Regions from separate parts of the Homo sapiens genome. Here region 1 is linked to region 2. A link is a loop called in an ENCODE intact Hi-C map of the cell type or tissue named here. Cell type or tissue: CD14-positive monocyte. All regions are shown on one strand. Each heading gives the region's core, and the rest is flanking DNA. Links, peaks and the distances in the headings are about the cores only.

The links. A loop is a pair of places that touch in the nucleus more often than their neighbours do. Peaks named below come from ENCODE experiments on the same cell type or tissue, not always from the same donor. Only the 100,000 strongest peaks of a DNase experiment are listed, where the experiment ranks them.
Region 1: it touches region 2 in a loop (6-fold over the local background); 5 of 110 quality-filtered maps call a loop at or near these places.

Annotation. Positions count from the first base shown.
Region 1 is chr2:241,890,968-241,894,087 of GRCh38, forward strand. The region is part of intron 2 of LINC01237 (long intergenic non-protein coding RNA 1237); the gene reads left to right. It overlaps FAM240C (family with sequence similarity 240 member C), which reads right to left. Exons shown (of 3, transcript NM_001382368.1): 3 at 3,021-3,120. Among named protein-coding and RNA genes, the nearest start is that of FAM240C, 7.9 kb to the right of the region's middle. In CD14-positive monocyte, for the core only: no CTCF peak of the experiment used is centred there; no DNase peak of the experiment used is centred there.
Region 2 is chr2:241,619,124-241,622,588 of GRCh38, forward strand. The region is part of intron 2 of THAP4 (THAP domain containing 4); the gene reads right to left. Among named protein-coding and RNA genes, the nearest start is that of THAP4, 16 kb to the right of the region's middle. In CD14-positive monocyte, for the core only: no CTCF peak of the experiment used is centred there; DNase peaks (open chromatin) are centred at 778 and 1,368; H3K27ac peaks cover 1,004 bases.

The DNA.
Region 1 (3,120 bases), core at 111-2,610, 270 kb after region 2:
CCGACAGGCCCGGCGGGGACCTTTCCCGGACACCTGGCCTCCTTGGCAAGGCAGGTGGCGGCACCAACAGGCCCGGGGGGGACCTTTCCCGGACACCTGGCCTCCTCGGCGAGGCAGGTGGCAGAACTGGTTCCACGTCTGATCTTCCTTAGACAAACCTGCCTTCAGAGGAAATTGTGTTCAACTGGAGAAACTGGAAAATGTACTAGATATTGGCTGATATGAAGGATATATGTTTTGTTAAGTATGATAATTCGATTTTGGCTCTGTAGGGAAAGGCTCTTATTTTAAAAAGATGTGCACTAGAGAAAAAGGAAACAGCATGTAGCAAATACATCCACGGATGTCCTCCTGGTTTAATTGGTTCTGTGGCCTCGGTTTCTGTCTTCCTGATGGCACCTCTGTGACAGGAGCTCAGACCCCGGCATCAGACCGGCCTCCGCAGGGAGGAGCTGCGGTGCCCAGGCCAGGCCAGGAAGCACCATGGCCCACTGCCTGGGCCTCACCTCACGAACGCCAAGCACTGTGGCGGGCACAGGCGGAGCCTGGCGGCTTCACGCCCACACCGGCAGCTCCTCCCTCAGCCCCTCGCCCGCCGCTCCCAAGTCCGGCAGTTCTGGAGCACGGGAAGCTCTCTGGGGGTTGCTGGGCAGCAGGACCTGGTCTGAGATGACTGAGTCTGCCCAGGTCTTCACGCGCCTAACTGAGCGTGAGCGTGTCTGAGTCTTACCGCAGAAACATTAAAATGCTTGGTGACAGGTGTTAGGAGACTTCTGGGATCTGCACTGTACCACTTCTCTAAAACTGGGAATATTCTGAGTCTCAGAGCTTGTCTGGATGAGGAATCCTGGGGCCCGATTCTAGACCTGAGGCACCAGCAGCAAAGGATGTGGCCCAGCCCTGGAGCCCCAAGCAGCTCGGCCGGGAGTGCACCCTCCTACCTTCCCAACCCAGTCGCAGTCAGTTATGAAAAAGGAACAGTGCATGATTCCAAAGTTATATTTAAATGCCAACTGCGTTGAATTTGGCAACATTTGACAGGAGTTATGGAAAGCCTTTCAAAGATTTAGCAGGACAAAAACAAACTAGCAAGCGAGCATTATTGTGTGCTTTAAAAGTAAACAGGCTTGAGCAATGGTGTCTGTTTTAGAAAACTGACGAGCCTCCCAGGTGGATCATGGGAGTGCCTGCAATTACTGGTTATTCAACCAAGGTCCCCTCCGGTCTGTGCCTCATACAAACAATGGGTATTCTGCTGAAATTCACCTCCTGGAGCAAAGATTTCAGAAATGCCCTCTGTACACCAGGTGAATTGCAAAGGGGCCAGGTGTGAGGAGGGACTCCGGGCTCAGAGCCCTGGGGGCTGGCGTCCCTCTCCTCTCCTGGAAAGCCGGCCCAGCCATCCCTCTTCCCCTTGCCCCTCTCCTACCCTCCCTGGTCTCCTTCTCTCCCTGTCTCTCTTCTGCACTGGGCGCCTTCCAGCCTTGGGAGCTGGGCCCAGCTTTGCCTGAGGATTAACGACAAAACAGAGTGAAGATGTGGCTGGCAGACTGCCCGCTGCCCCTGTGGCCGGGACCTCTGCTGTCAATGGGAAGGTGACTGCATCGTTGGAGAGTAATTGGGTCATGAGGCAAGCAGGAGGGGGTGGCTGTTCTGGAAGGTTCTGCAGGGCCAAACTGTGATGAAGATTGCAGCATGAATATGCTCTTCCATCCCCCAAAAGTCCAGTCTGACACCTCAGTTTATTACGGTGTTGACAGTAATAGTGTTCTGAGGATATCATCAGATAAAATCACTCCTCCGCAGCCTGGGGCTTTGCAAAGATTAGCGAGTGGTTTCTGTTCATGAACTATCTTCAGGGCTGTTAATCACCTCCCTCCCTCCCTGCAAATCCCTGAGTCACTAGCGGTGAGGGTGGGGCCCAGTGCTGACCTGTGACCCCAGCCCTGGACATCTCCATGGCCAGTGTTGCGAGGGCCCTGGCTGCGCTTCTGCCCACTGACTGGCAGACCAGGCATCCAGGCACCCGGGCTTTGTGTCAGGTTCCGATCCTTCTTTCTGCACGTGCTGTCTGTGCAGTAGTTCATGGTCAGCCCCAGAAATGCACACTTGAGATGGCGTGGGCCTGCGTGGAGTCTGCACGTGGCACAGCAGGGACCTGGCTACGCGATCCTCTCGTTAGTGCTTTGTTGGGTTACCCATGACCTGCAAAGCTGGGGCTAATTTCTTTGTCTTTGACAAGACCCGCAAAGCTGGGGCTAATTTCTTTGTCTTTGACAACTTGACCAGAGGGTCCAAACAAAACAGAACCGAACCGCATCAACATCTACGACTGGGGAGATGATGTGAGATTCCACAGCAGCCCCAGCCAGCCGAGGCCCCAGTGCTTCTGTGTTCCTGAGGGCTGATCCCTGCGGCTATAAAAGAGCACACGCGAGGTGTGGGGTGCGGGTACAGGTGTCAGAACCGGCCTCGGCTACAGCCGAGAGCACCCTCCTCTGTCCAGGAGACCACCCCAGGTTCTTGACCGTCTGGCCTCTGGGCAGTGTGGCGGCCCCTCTCCCTCCCTCTGACCTGTCCAGCGTAGTTGCAGCTTGCAGTGGGGCTCCCAGGGCTCATGCTGAGCATCAGGAGGTGAATCTCGGCTCCAACAGCCCTCGTGGCCTTGGGAGATGCTGCCCTTTCTAAACCTGAACTTTTTCAAGTGTAAAAATGAGGATATTTAATTTTCTGAGATGTTTCAGGTACTAAATATGAAATAATTAAAGGAATTTTGGAAAAGGACAAAGCTTTATGCAGTATAAGGAATGTCCTGAAGTTGAAACTTATGTACATATTTTGATCAAAGGTGAAATAAAATTGCATTTAAATCTGCAAATTGGAGGTGGTCAGGCAGCTGAAGAGTCCCTGAGATGCAGCAGTTTCTTTACATGGCTTGTCGTAAGTTGGTAACATTGTGGCAAGTGTTTACTATGTAGAAACCTTAAAGACAGGAAGAAAATTTAGCACGAAACATTCAATCCAATTGACTTAGGTTTTATTGGGCACCAGAGATGCGCTAGAGAACCCTGGGACTCTGCTGCAGCGTGGACCCCGAGGTGGGATTATTACGGGGTCAGC
Region 2 (3,465 bases), core at 371-2,870:
AGGCTCCAGCATAACATCCTGGGTGGGAGTGGAAAGGGCCCAGGCGCAGGCTGTGGAAGGCATGCTCGGAGAAACTCCACGACAACAGGGAGACAAAACAAGGACACTCGAGGAATTTTACAGCCACTGCAGGATTAAACACAGCCCGAGTGCCAGCCAGGTTAAGGGGATGGATGCCCTCCAAACAAGGCACACTTACTTCACCTTTCAGTCAAGCAGCACTTACTGATGGGGGATGCGTTGACAAACACGTCATGAGGCAAGTTCATCATTGTACAAACGTCACAGAGTGCACTTACCGCGTACCACGCACCTAGGCTGTATGGCACAGCCTGTGCTCCCAGGCTACACACCCCAGTGTGTTACTGAATACTGTAGGCAGTTGTAACACAGTGCCAAGGGTGTGTGTACCTAAAACACATCTAAACATAGAAAACCTACAGTAAAAATATGGCATAAGAGACAAAAAATGGTTCACCTGCATAAGGCACTTACCAGCACTGGAGTGTGCAGCATGGGCAGTTGCTCTGGGTGAGTTGGTGAGTAAGTTGGTAAGTGAGGGGTGAGGGGTGAGTGAGTCGGTGAGTGAAGGGTGAGTGAGTCGGTGAGGGGTGAGTGAGGGGTGAGTGAGTTGGTGAGTGAGGGGTGAGTGAGTCGGTGAGTGAGGGGTGCGTGAGTCGTGAGTGAGGGGTGAGTGAGTTGTGAGTCGTGAGTGAGGGGTGAGTGAGGGGTGAGTGAGGAGTCGGTGAGTGAGGGGTGAGTGAGGGGTGAGTCGTGAGTGAGGGGTGAATGAGGGGTGAGTGAGGGGTGAGGGGTGAGTGAGTCATTGAGTGAGGGGTGAGGGGTGAGTGAGTCGGTGAGTGAGGGGTGAGTGAGTCAGTGAGTGAGGGATGAGTGAGGGGTGAGTTGGTGAGTGAGGAGTGAGTGAGGGGTGAGTGAGGGGTGAGTGAGTCGTGAGTGAGGGGTGAGTGAGTCGGTGAGTGAGGGGTGAGGGGTAAGTGAGTCGGTGAGTGAGGGGTGAGGGGTGAGTGAGTCGGTGAGTGAGGGGTGAGTGAGTCGGTGAGTGAGGGGTGAGGAGTGAGTGAGGGGTGAGTGAGTCGGTGAGTGAGGGGTGAGGAGTGAGTGAGGAGTGAGTGAGGGGTGAGGGGTGAGTGAGTCGTGAGTGAGGGGTGAGTGAGTCGTGAGTGAGGGGTGAGTGAGTCGGTGAGTGAGTCAGTGAGTGAGGGGTGAGTGAGTCGGTGAGTGAGGGGTGAGGGGTGAGTGAGTCAGTGAGTGAGGGGAGAGTGAGTCGGTGAGTGAGGGGTGAGGGGTGAGTGAGTCAGTGAGTGAGGGATGAGTGAGGGGTGAGTGAGTTGGTGAGTGAGGAGTGAGTGAGGGGTGAGTGAGGAGTGAGTGAGGGGTGAGTGAGTCGGTGACTGAGGGGTGAGTGAGTCAGGAGTGAGTGAGTCGGTGAGTGAGGGGTGAAGGGTGAGTGAGTCAGTGAGTGAGGGATGAGTGAGGGGTGAGTGAGTCAGTGAGTGAGGGGTGAGTGAGTCGGTGACTGAGGCAGTGACTGCGGCGGTGAGTGAATGCAAAGGCCTGGGAGATGACTGTACACTATGGTAGACTTTCTCAATACTGCACAGAGGCTACACTAAATCGATTAAAAAAAATTGTACTACGATGTTACAATGGCTACAATGTCACTAGGTGACAGGACTCTCTCAGCTCCATTATAATCTTACGGGACTACCATGGTGTATGTGGTCTGTCATTGACCAAAACATCATCATGTAGCACACGGCTGGATCTGATATTTCATGTCTACTTTGCAACCAAAAATAACGAGACATGCTAAAAGGCAAAAAAAAAAATCTGAAGAGAGAGAGTGAGCATCAGAACCAGACTCAGGTACGGCAGAGATTTTAGAATTACCACACGGAGAAATTAAAATTACTGGTTAGTTTGGGGACAGTGGCTCACCTCTGTAATCCCAGCACTTTGGGAGGCCAAGGTGGGTGGATCACTTGAGGTCAGGAGTTCGAGACCAGCCTGGCCAACATGGTGAAACCCCATCTCTACTAAAAATACAAAAATTAGCTGGGCGTGGTGGCGGGTGCCTGTAATCCCATCTACTCGGGAGGCTGAGGTAGGAGAATTGCTTGAGCCCAGGAAGCAGAGGTTGCAGTGAGCCGAGACTGTGCCACTGCACTCCAGCCTGGGCAACAGAGCAAGACTCCATCTCAAAATAATAGTAATAATAATAAAATCAGTACAATTAATATGCTAAGGGCTCTAATGGAAAAAGTGGGTGATAGGCAAGAAAACATGGGCAATGTAAGAGGAGTGATGGACAAAAGAACAAAAAGGAAATTGCTGCAAACCAAAAATGCTAACTGAAATGAAGAATCTCTAAGGGCTCATCAATAGGATGGATATGGCTGAAGAAAGAATCACTGAGTTGAAGATATGTCAATAGAAACTTCCCAAACTGAAATGCAAAGAGAAAAAAACGGAAAAAAAAAATCAGAATATTGGAGAATTGTGGGGCAAAAGTGTTACATGAGCATAATGGGAATGCCAGAAAGAGATAAAAGGAGCAGAAGTATTTGAATTAACCATAGTTCAGAGTTTTCCAAAATTATCGATGACACCAAACCACAGATCCAGGAAGCTCGGAAAACATCAAGCAAGATAAATACCAAAGAATCTACACATAGGCATGTCATACTCAAACTGCAGAAAACCAAAGACTAAGAGAATCAAAAGGAAAAAAAATCCTTACATGTAGAGCAGAAAGAATAAGAATTACAGCAGACTTGTCAGAAACCACGCAAGCAAAAAAAAAAACCAAACCAAACCAAAAACGTGCAACTCTACATCCAGTGAAACTATTCTTCGGGTGCAAAGGAGAAGTAAAGAACTTACTTTTTTCCCATTTTTTTCTAAATCTCTGAAAAAGAAACTCAATATAAAGACTTATTTACGCGGGCGCGGTGGCTCACGCCTGTAATCCCAACACTTTGGGAGGCCAAGGCGGGTGGATCGCCTGAGGTCAGGAGTTCGAGACCAGTCTGGCCAACGTGGTGAATCCCTGTCTCTACTAAAAATACGACACTGGGGCTGGTGGCGGGCGCCTGTGATCCCAGCTACTTAGAAGGCTGAGGCAGGAGAATTGCTTGAGCATGGGAGGTGGAGGTTGCAATGAGCTGAGATGATCACGCCACTGCACCCCAGCCTGGCGACAGAGCAAGGCTCTGTCTCAAACAAAACAAAACAAAAAACAAACAAAAAAATTTCTTTAAATAAAAACAGAGAATTCACTGGCAGTACCTCTTCCCTTTGAGAAATATTAAAAGTTCTTCAGGGAGAAGGAATATGATATACGTCAGAAACTAAAATGTATGTAAAAAAAGGGAGAGCATCAGAGAGAAGTAAGTGAAGGTAAAATAAAATCTTTTCTTATTCTTAATTGACCTAACAGAA